Linked DNA regions of Homo sapiens: region 2 is linked to region 1. A link is a contact called in ENCODE Hi-C or POLR2A ChIA-PET data. All regions are on one chromosome and are shown on one strand. The core of a region is the stretch at or near the end of the contact, and the rest is flanking DNA. Distances in the headings are between cores, read along the strand shown.

The links. Hi-C counts contacts between places; a loop is a spot of excess contacts on that map. ChIA-PET counts read pairs that join two places held with the same protein, here RNA polymerase II (POLR2A). Pooled maps may share reads with other maps.
Region 2: a map of PC-3 shows a loop between it and region 1 (4-fold over the local background). The contact joins two enhancer-like sites. A Hi-C loop is called at or near these places in 6 of 168 maps with a recorded cell type or tissue (Caco-2, Calu3, IMR-90 and 3 more) and 3 of 50 pooled maps. POLR2A ChIA-PET finds 5 or more read pairs at or near these places in 4 of 52 experiments (AG04449, HCT116, MCF 10A and 1 more).

What each region holds. Positions count from the first base shown.
Region 1 is chr2:10,573,378-10,579,181 of GRCh38, forward strand. It overlaps NOL10 (nucleolar protein 10), which reads right to left. Exons shown (of 21, transcript NM_024894.4): 20 at 4,259-4,361. Among named protein-coding and RNA genes, the nearest start is that of NOL10, 110 kb to the right of the region's middle. RefSeq lists an enhancer at 2,220-3,419. Within about 2 kb of position 2,699, at least 4 of the 41 ENCODE cell types and tissues checked have a DNase peak (open chromatin) inside an H3K27ac peak, as active enhancers do; they include PC-3 and PC-9, where a contact is called at or near this core.
Region 2 is chr2:10,650,329-10,655,753 of GRCh38, forward strand. NOL10 (nucleolar protein 10) reads right to left here. Exons shown (of 21, transcript NM_024894.4): 12 at 4,153-4,219. Among named protein-coding and RNA genes, the nearest start is that of NOL10, 37 kb to the right of the region's middle. RefSeq lists an enhancer at 3,628-4,827. Within about 2 kb of position 3,928, at least 3 of the 41 ENCODE cell types and tissues checked have a DNase peak (open chromatin) inside an H3K27ac peak, as active enhancers do; they include PC-3 and PC-9, where a contact is called at or near this core.

The DNA of each region.
Region 1 (5,804 bases), core at 1,449-3,948:
GAGATGGGGTTTCACCATGTTGTCCAGGATGGTCTCGATCTCTTGACTTTGTGATCCACCCACCTTGGCCTCCTAAAGTGCTGGGATTACAGGCGTGCGCCACCGTGCCCAGCCAGGATCTGTATTTTCTACACACCTAACAAAACACATGCATCTGTGTGTTACCCTTGAGGAGAAAGTGTCCAGTGGATTCACCTCTTGTGGATATTACCCACTCTTCTAAAATTGAAGAGTTGCAAGTGAGAGAATAGCGGGGAAGGAAAGCAATTTGTAATGTCAAAAAAAAAAAAAAAAAGGATGCATTTCTCCCATTCTAATAAGTTCTTAAACCGGGTTTCTGCATAATTCTTAAGTCCCTTCTCTGACTATTACTATTCTTCAACTGTCTTTTCAAAGTAAATCCTGTCCTGTGTATTCTTCTGAAGTGCGTCCCAAACTCCTCCACTGTGCTCCGTCTCAAAGGGTCCCACCCAAGCCCAGGCTGCTGCCGCTCCTAAGCATGGCCACCACGGAGCTGCCTTCCTCGTGCTCTGCTTCCTTTCAAATATCCCTTGAGGCAACTCTCCATGCAGCAACCGGAAGGATTTAAAAAAAATAGAAATACTATGTCAGTTCAGTCCTGTGCTTACTGAAACTGTGCAAAGTTTGGTCCCTTACCAAACACTCTCACAGCCCTCTGCTCTCCTTTGAAGCACTTGCCGCAGTTCTAATGATATAATTAGAGGTGTATAATTTTTACCCGCTGTCTCTCTCTCCCAGTAGACTGAGAACTGTGGTGGCAAGAGCCATGTCTGTCCCTAGCATGCAGCACAGGGCAGGCATCAATACACATGCGTTAATGGAAAACTCAGAACTCCTTCTAACACTCCCTAGCTGAGCAAGTGATGACACCACCAGGAGCCCTGTAAAGTGAACCAACACCAGTTACTCAATATTTCGATTCTTCATGTTAATCAGGGTTTAGGTTTATTTAAAAAGGGTTTCTTCAGGCCAGATGTGGTGGCTTACACCTGTAATCCCAGCACTTTGGGAGGCTGAGATGGGCAGATCATGAGGTCAGGAGATCAAGATCATCCTGGCTAACACGGTGAAACCGTGTCTCTACTAAAAATACAAAAAATTAGCTGGGCATGGTGGCAGCTGCCTGTAGTCCCAGCTACTCGGGAGGCTGAGGCAGGAGAATGGCGTGAACCCGGGAGGTGGAGCGTGCATTGAGCAGAGATGGTGCCACTGCACTCCAGCCTGGGCAATAGAGCGAGACTCTGTCTCAAAAAAAAAAAAAAAAGGGTTTCTTCATATAATTTTGGAAAATCATGTGCTAAATACAGATAAACAAGGTGTGTGTGTTGGAGCTTCTAAGTTAAGGTACCTTCATAAGTCTTCAACATGGACATCAGTCCAAGGTTTTTCCCTTATCTGTCTGATGGCAAAAGTAATCTTCCAGAGTCACCATTTACATCTCCTGGAACACATTTTGGGAAGCTCTGCCAGACTTTCTCCACCAAGGTAGGAGCTTCAAGAGGAGCTTGTAAGCAGTGACTATTGTTCTGCAGACAAATTTCCATGCAGAAAAAGGACTATGACTAGCCTCTCTCCCAAGGCGGCATCTGGAAGGCCTTGCCGCCATGTGGCGGATTCAGGAGGATAGGATCTATGGGCCATTAGCGCTTCTCCTGGGTGCTTCTGCCTCCTCTTCCCGACTACTTCACCACAGCCTCCAGCACTCCTGTCACAGAGGGAGGAGGAGGACAGGTGCAAACAGGCACATTTGTATCAGCAACAGTCTCAGGCTTGATGAGGAACTGTACTAAATGGCATTTTAAAATTAGATTTGTGACTGAATCCCAGTTTTGCCACTATACAATTTTAAACGACATTAAAGCATGGATTTTCTCTCTTCAATTTTATTGAAATTTTAGGAGGTACATATGCAAACATAGGAAAAACTCAAGATTCTACCTGAGCATATCTAACCTGCAGTATAAAAAGAGACTTCTATGAACAACTGCCCGAATAAGTAAAGTTTACTGTAAACTAGAACTCAAGTAAAACTGAGATTTAATAATTAAAATGTCTGTCAAGTAAGGAAACACACACATCAAACATTAATTGACACAGTCCTCAAAACAGTTTCAAAGCCTCTGCTTGATTCAGTTATGAGGCCATTTAAAGCAATTCTTAATACTTTTTTTATAAACAAAAATATAATTTCAGAGCCATCTTATTTTCATTTTACTACAAATTTTAAACTGATCTTCAACTCAGTACCTCCCGATTTAGAAACAGTGGGAAAAGGCTTGTATTTTCATGTTACTGCAAGGTAGGTGCTCACTCAACCCAGCAGAGGGGCCTCTGCAGGAGCTGAGGTGGCTGTGCTGCAGACCTGGGATCCTTCCAGGCTGTGCTGCTCCTGCCCCATTTGACATCACTTGAGTTTCAGAGGGAATCAACGAATGTTTCCAGGTATAAAGAAAATTGATAAGAAATTAGGAACAGGCACAATGAGGTCCCTCTGAATGTGTATTTGGCTTACGTAAGTGATAAATGTAAGAGGGCAAATTTGCTCTCAGCAGACAGAATTAACTGAAAAGCTTTTTGCACTTAGAATAATGAAGTTTTTTATTACTTGGCAAGCCTCCTGGATGCACGTTGGGAAAATTTTAGAGAAATCAGAGATGAATGGGTACAGGATGTGATGAGGTAGTTCTCCAGAGATGACACACAAATGACCAATAAGCACATGATAAAATGCTCAACTCATTAGTCATTAGGGACCTGCAAATCAAACAACACACCACTCACACCCACTAGCATGGCTATAATAAAGATGACCGACAGAGACAGGTTTGGTGTGGATGTGGAAAACCTGCAACCCTCATACGCTGCTTGGTGGGAATGTAAAATGGTGCAGCCACTGTCAGAAAACAGTCTGACAGGTTTCTCAAAAAGTTAAATAGCTACACTAGCAATTCTGCTCCTAGGTATAGACCCAAGATAAATAAAAACACATGTTCATGCAAAAATTTATACATTCATTTTCACAGCCAATTATTAATCGCTTACCCCAAAAGAACACAACCCGTGTCCCTTAAAAAACGAATGAATAGCAAAATGTGTTATATACGTACAATGGTATATTATTGAGCCATAAAAAGAAATGCAATTCCAATGCAAGCTACACCACTGAATGAATAAACCTTGAAAACATTATGCTCAGTGAAAGAAGCCAGCTATGAAAGACTTCACATTGAATGATTCCATTTGTATGAAATGCCCGGAACAGGCAAAGCTATGGAGACAGGAAGTAGATTAGTGGTTGCCAGGGGCTGGCGGATGAAAAGATGGGGGTAAATGCTAAAGGGTATAGGGCTTCTTTCTGGGGTGATGAAAATGTTCTGGAATTACACAGTGTGATGGTTGCCCAACTCAGTGAATACACTAAGAACCACTGAATTGTACACTTTAAAAGGATGCATATGGTCTGTGAATTATATCTCAATTTTAAAAAAGAATAATCTCCCTACTACTGCTTAAGGAAAAAAAAAGGGATGAAATCTTTGTCATTCTGTTCTATTTGGTGACTATATTGAAGAGGACTGACTTTGAATGAGAAAAAAATTTTTTGAGAAATAAAACTGTATCCAGTTAACAGTAAATATTTAAGCAGCTTACTCCTCCTACAATGTGACAGGTATTATTACCACTGGCTAAAAAAAATGGATCTTATAAATCAATTTAGAATAGAATGACCACGGGCAGAGTAGTCTGTCTTCTAAAATGATAGTATCTGGGCAAGCTGGGTGTGACTGTCACAAGTTATCAGAACTCGCCAATTCCCGGTCTTCTTCAAAGTCCATATACATGCGAGGTAGCCCTACATCCTCAGAGGGTCAGGATGTAGTAGCCCTACATCTTTAGAGGGTCAGGATGGGACTTTTGCTTTATAAGCCGCACCTGAGGCTACAGAGCAATCCAGAAACCAAGACGGCTGGTTCATCTCCAACAGAGCTAACTCCAGGGCCACTAACTCCCTGTCTCCCTTGGAACACCAGTGACATTCCTGGCTCTGCTGCAGTCACACACTGTGCTCTTGGCCCACCAGGGGCTCTGGTTGCAAGGAAAATGTTAGAACAGGGAACACAGCTTCCTCAATAGGGGAAAAGCATTGAGAAGGCTGCTCTGAGGACACACACACAAACACTATTGAAAGGCTATTTTTCTTTTGTGAATTAAAAAATAACAATAAAAGACAACTCACCCTCTTTAACGTGAATGTCAATTGTTTGCTGCCAACGGTGGTGTCGGATACACTCAATGTCCCATTTTTTGCTTCAATTTTCAAACGATCTTCAAGGGTTTTGCTATGGGAAATTCAAAAGAATGCCACATTAATCAAAATTATGTTTTAATTTACCATTTGAAACAAGTTTTGATTAGAATTGATAGCGAAGAAAAATGTTTACACATGTAAACAGAAAATATCATTCATTTAACACAATAAATGGAAAGAATTAGGTGCATTCAAATAGTCATTATTCATATTCCAGAGATAGACTGTAAAACAATGGCTGGCAAAAACACCCACTAATTTAATATCTTAAGTGGCAGGACCAAACACTTCAATGCCTGCTACTTTTCTTACTAAAATCAATCATATTTCTGAAGACCAAATGCAAAGAGCAATCTACTCCTGAAGCCTGTAATTGATCATAATGGTCAATGGCATTTATGATATAATGATATATTTAAACAATACACAAATTAGGTATGTGAGTAATTTGGCCACTCGTCCACCTTTTACAAAGGAATGAGCACAAATTAAGTCCTCCAGGTCAAGCCACAGAGAAGAGCTATGATAATTCTCGTTTTTCCTTCACTCAGTCTTAACTCCGTAGACTGCAAGCCATCATCCCACAGCATGAACAGCTTGAAACATGAATCTGTCTGATGACGCTGAGAGAAAACAAAAGCAATTACACTTTGGGTAACTGTACCTGATTCAGCTCTAGCCACTGCTATCTCTCCAGGTACCTTTCCTTTTAGTTTCTTACTTGACTTACTCTTTCTGACATACTTTATTCCAAATTTAAATCTCATTTCATTTCTTGATCACATTTTCCAAATTTTTCTAGGCTCTCTTTATATAATCTGTGTCTCTGTTACAGTCTGCTGTGCCCTGCATTTCACTGTCATCTGTGTAATTAACACAATCCCCCTCTGCTTTCCAATAAAGAGGTTAAGTTTGAATTTTGTACCCATTATAAAATGAAACTTCACTGCAAGTTATAATGTTTTATTATAAACTAGAACACTGGCCCTTTTTGTTAACTTGGTTTAGAGGGAAATAAACTGAATTAAGCCTAATGATATATATTTTCAGTAAGTTTAAACAGTTACTCTAACTTTTCTAGAAATGGCTAAAGCAATAGATTCCTATCCCCCTGATAAGATTGAGAGAGATGCGAGGGAAGACAAAGAATATGGTTCTCTTCTATTCTGTTCCCTCCTCAAAAATAGTATACTGTCTCCTGTCCTCCCTGCCCCAGATCAAATTCAATGCAGCCCTTTAAAGTGATGGCTAAGAAACCTGACTGAAGAAAGAAAAAGGCTGAACTGTGTGAAAGAGTCTTTTTTTCCCTGAAATATGATCTTTGTAACTAATTACTGAGAGCACAGCTCCTAAATGATCCTTAAGACAAAGTGATGCTTCTTTGAAATTCTGAAGCTAATGTTTGATGCTCACACCATGTGAAATTTATCTCTAGTTTACAACTCGTAGTAATGTACTAAACATACCTTCTTTA
Region 2 (5,425 bases), core at 2,678-5,177, 78 kb after region 1:
AATTTTTTTTATTTTTAGTAGAGACAGAGTCTTGCTGTGTTGACAAGGCTGGTCTTGAACTCCTGGCCTCAAGTGATCCTCCTGCCTCAGGATTATAGGCATGATGGGATTACAGGCGTGAGCCACTGCACTAGGCCACAACAATCTTCATTAAATAAGTGTTTTGGGCGTTTTTCCCAGAGAGAAACACTTTTAAATTTCATTTAAAAGCATGCTTATTTTTACAATTTTTATGCCATTTTAAATGACAAATCATTTAAATTTTTATCGTGAGGCCAGGGGAGAGCCGGCGTGATGGTGCGTATCTGTAGCCTCAGCTACTCAGGAGGCCTAGGCAGGATCGCTCGAGCCCAGGGGTTCAAGGCTGCAGTGAGCTATAATTGTGCCACTACACTCTAGCTTAGGTGACAATGTGAAACCCTGTCTCTGAAAAAATAAATAAATACAGACCAGGCGAAAAAATAAAATCAGCATTCCAGAGATGCGTAGTTGAATTATCAGCACCCTCTCAATCCATTTTAAGTCTCTTCCTCAGCAGTCACCTGGGTAACAACATGCACTGCTAACATCAGCCTCCCTCCTCTCCTTGTCCTTGTGATTCCAACCACTGTCGTCAGTGGTGGCATTTCAAGAATGGGTTCCTCAACAGTCTGAGCCTGAGTATTTCTCAGAAAGAGGCTTCTTTGCCAAGTAGTCACACCCTTTGTGGGTTAAGAGATCTTTACAGCCATTAAAGGTGGGGGAAGAGATGCACAAAAACTGACCTGAGAAATCAAGTTGCCCACAAGAGTCCACCCTCCAGCCCTGCCTCCTGGAGAAGCTGTTTAGGCACACAGCCTGCGGGGGCCAACAGATTGGCACTCATTTCAGCAGGTGTCTCTTTGGGCTTCTATATCCTTGGTTACAATGGAAAAACTGAGGCAGCCTACCAGGCTCAACAATCCCCGCTACACTGGGCCAGGCACAAGCACTACTAAACCTTACCAGCATCCTCAAGGGTTGAAGCTCTCCCAGTTTAGACCAGCACTGTCCAATGGAAAGAGCATGTGAACCACATATGTGATTTTAAAATTTTTAGTAGCCACATTTTTAAAAATGGTAAAATTAATTTTAATATATTTTACTAATCCAACAGGTCTAAAATATTTTCATTTCAACATGTAATTAATAGAAAATTATTAATGATCTATTTTACATCCTTTTTTCGTAGAATGTCTTTTAAATCCAATGTATATTTTATACTCACAGTACATGTCAATGCCCACGAGTGGCTAGTGGCTACCAAACTGTACAGCCCAAGGTAAGACTCTTTCTCTCCCAACTCTCTGTGCCCTTCAAACTGTCACTCCCCCAGTCGCACTATCCCTGCTCGTCACCCTTGCCCCAACCTCAGCTCCACCTGATTTACTCACTTACCTACTTAACCGAGACCCTGGTGTAGGTCATTTCAATACCCTAACTAGGACCCAGCATCCTCAGCTGCAATCTATTCCTGAACTCACCAGAATTTCACTTTACTCCCATGATTATAATAAAATTCTCTCAACTATTACAGATGAAATGCAAATTATAAAGTCCAGGGTTTCTCATCTTTCTTGGGAGAGCAGTGTGCAATTAGAAACAGCATGGGCAGCTGGGCGCAGTGGCTCACGCCTGTAATCCCAGCACTTAGGGAGGCTGAGGCGGGCAGATCACGAGGTCAGGAGTTCGAGACCAGCCTGACCAACATGGTGAAACCCTGTCTCTACTAAAAATACAAATATTAGCCGGGCGTGGTGGCGGGCACCTGTAATCCCAGCTACTCAGGAGGCTGAGGCAGGAGAATCGCTTGAATCCGGGAGGGGGAGGTTGAAGTGAGCTGAGATTGCGCCACTGCACTCCAGCCTGGGGGACAGAGGGAGACTCTGTCTCAAAAAAAAAAAAGAAAAAAAAGAAAAAAGAAAAAACAGCATGGGCACCAGAAACAGGAAGGCTGGGTTCTAAATGAGGCTCTGCCACACACCAGCTGGGTGACCAACCCTGAATGAATTACCCAATTTTTCTGACCCCTTAAGAGGTAAGAAAAAAACAGAAAGAAAGAAAAAAGAAAAAAAAAAGCCATGGACCACTGACTACACAGTTATAAAATATTAAATAAGTTTGTATTACAGCATCCATCATCCAGATTGATAACAGCAGCATGCAATCAATCTTAGTTCTTTCCTTCCTGCCCCAACTTCTGTAATCCTTAGTAGTTGCTAAGCAGTGCCCACTGAATCTCTTCCATACTTCAAAAACCGTGGGGCCTGGCACTGTCGTTCTGTCCATTCCCATCCGGTTTCTCAGCTGGCTCCTCCCCCTCATTCTCCCAAATGAACCAGCTCCTGCTCACTTCTTATCTCACTCCCAGCTTTCCCTATCAGTAATCTCATTCATTCCCACCACTTCTGGGATAATCGCAAAACTTTCTATCTACAGACCTGCTTACCCCAAGACCACATTTTCTACTGGACGCCAGACACGCCCCCCAAGCACAAGTCTGCGGATCGGTTCAGGGCTTGCCGCCTAAGAATCCACCGGGAAGTGTGTTAAAAACACACGTTTCTGGCCAGGCGCGGCGGCTCACATCTGTAATCTCAGCATTTTGGGAAGTGGAGGCAGGCGGATCACTTGAGGTCAGGAGTTTAAGACCAGCCTGGCCAACATGGCGGAACCCCGTTTCTACTAAAAATACAAAAATCAGCCAGGCGTGGTGGTGCGTGCCTGTAGTCCCATCTACTCAGGAGGCTGAGGCATGAGAATCGCTTGAACCCAGGAGAAGAGGTTGCAATGAGCAGAGATTGTGCCACTGCGCTCCAGCCTGGGTGACAGAGCGAGACTCCAACTCAAAAAAAAAAAAAAAACCACACATTTCTAAGCCCTTTCCATAGACACTATGAGTGAGTACACCTAGTATAAGGTCAAGGGAGCTGTACCTTTAAAGCTGTGCAGATGATTTTGATGGGAAGCCAGATAGTGCCAGATACTGCCACTGTCCTGTCACCTCCTAATCCTCACACGTTAGAAAAAGAAGCCATAATCTTTCCAAACTTGCTCTCTCACCTGTGCTCCCCATCTCAGCTCAGAATATCAGTTACTTCCAAGGCACTTTTGTCCAAAACCAATCTACCCTTTGCACAGTGGGTAGACCTGCCTCTGAAAGCACAGTCGGAACAAGTCCTCTCTGACAGCACACGGAGCCCAAGACATTTAGCACATCATGCCCAACCCTCTACCACCCACCACTCTCTGCCTCCCACTTCAGCCTTCCCAGAGCCACCACAGCTCAGGCACAGGACACTCCTCCCCACCCCAACCGAGCCCTCTGTGCCCATCCTTTTTGGTCATCTTGGACTGCTCTCCCATGAGAATCACCTCAGCCCCCCAACTCCACCTAACCAAATCTCACTCGGCACTCCAGCTCAACGCAAAGCAAAATCTTCTCACTGCTCCGCTCTCGGTGGTCACAGGGTAAAAGCTCTCTCTCTCCAGCAAGCTGTCAAAGTACTCTTTGCACAAATGTGATAGGAGTTCTCACGCTCTGCCTTACTTCTCTCTATCAAGATGATCTGGGTACCTCTGCCCTCAGAGTAGAAACTATTCTCATTTTTCTCCCATACTCTGAAATTCTTCACAGATTTGCCTTGAATGCACTGTTAAATTTTGAAACCTAACATGTAAATTGCTGAATAGCATACAACTTAGAATTTACAAAACCTATGGCTTCATGAGCCATCTGTGTATTATCAGGCAATCTAGCTTTCTCCAAATCTCTACCCTCAATTTCCACACACTATTACTAATCACATAAAAGAGCTAAAGAGCACACTAAAATAGCACTTCACCTGCCTCCTACCTGTATGCTGTTACCACGTTCCACTAATAGCTGGGCGGGCTGAGCACTGAGTCATTAAGAGTGCCATTTTCTGAATCATCCACACCACTTCCTGCTCTTAATTCTTCTAAGTAAGTTAAATATCCAAGAATTGTGCTGACAAAGCCAAATTCTATCTTAAGAAATAAAATGGGTTTAAAACCTAAAAAAGTATAGCCTTTTTATTTGTCTCACTGAACGTTCACTACAGAATGCATCTTTTTATTTGTCTCACTGAACGTTCACTACAGAATGCATACCTGAGTTGGGGTAGAGACAAACATCATTAAGGTCATGCTCTGGCTCCAAGGAAGTAAATATTTTTCCCTAAAAATAGCAAGCAAAAACGAAGTATTAAAAGTTAAAGAACAACAACTTTGGCAATGTCAAACTGAAGCTGTAACTCAACCATCTACTCCTATGTAAAGAAATAAAATAGCCTACTTCAAATACAAAATTTAAATTCTTAAAAATCTTAGAGAATTTATCTTATCAATTTATCAAAAAATCCCATTTTATAGATGAAGAAACAGGCCTAAGGAGAAGAAGTGACCTGTCCAAAAAAAAGAAAAATTACAACATTTTAAAGATAATGTCAACATGGCAAGAAAAGATGAAGTTTGAATTATGCATCAACTTTAAAAAAAAATCTCTCATAATCTGTGAAGTGTACCCAGCTTAACTTGTATTGAAAGAAATCGGAAGACAGCTGGGAGCAGTGGCTCACACCTGTAATACCAGCACTTTGGGAGGCTGAGGCGTGGAGATGACTTGAGGTCAGGAGTTTAAGACCAGCCTGACCAACATGGTGAAACTCCGACTCTACTAAAAACACAAAAATTAGCCGGGCATCGTGGCCTGCAACTGTAATCCCAGCTACTAGGGAGGCTGAGGCAAAACTGCTTGAACCCAGGAGGCGGAGGTTATAGTCAGCCAAGATAGCACCACTGCACTCCAGCCTGGGGCGACAGAGTGAGATTCTGCCCAAAAAAAAAAAGAAAGAAAGGAAGAAAAGAAAGGAAGGAAGGAAGAAAGGAAAGAAAAGAAGGGAAAGAAGGGAAGAAAAGAAAAAGGAAAGGAAAGGAAAGGAAAAAAGAAAAGAAAACAAACCAATCAGAGGAGAGAGATGGCCAGCATGGAAAATGAGGACAACACTGCCATGCCTGCACCGCAAGGTTTCGAGGAGGATCAAGTGAGACAATGGATATGAAATACAAAATGAAATCCTACAAATACTTAAGTGTTAGTTACTATGTAGTTAGGGCTAAACCATTTCTATTTTAACTGTTGGGGAAAAGTGTTTTATCTTTTAAAAATTAAGAGAAGGAAAGTAAAAGAAAAAGATGCTAAGAAGGTGGGTGTGGAAAAAGGTGATGAGAAAGATAAACAAGGTAAGCAAGTCAGGCAAAACCAAGTAACGTGGGTGTTAGTCAAGAGGAAGTCTTTAGTCATAAGAAACAAAAAAAATGCCAAAATAAAATTTACTGTAGCAATTACAGTGTGATGATTTCAAGAAGTGATGTTGAAAATTTC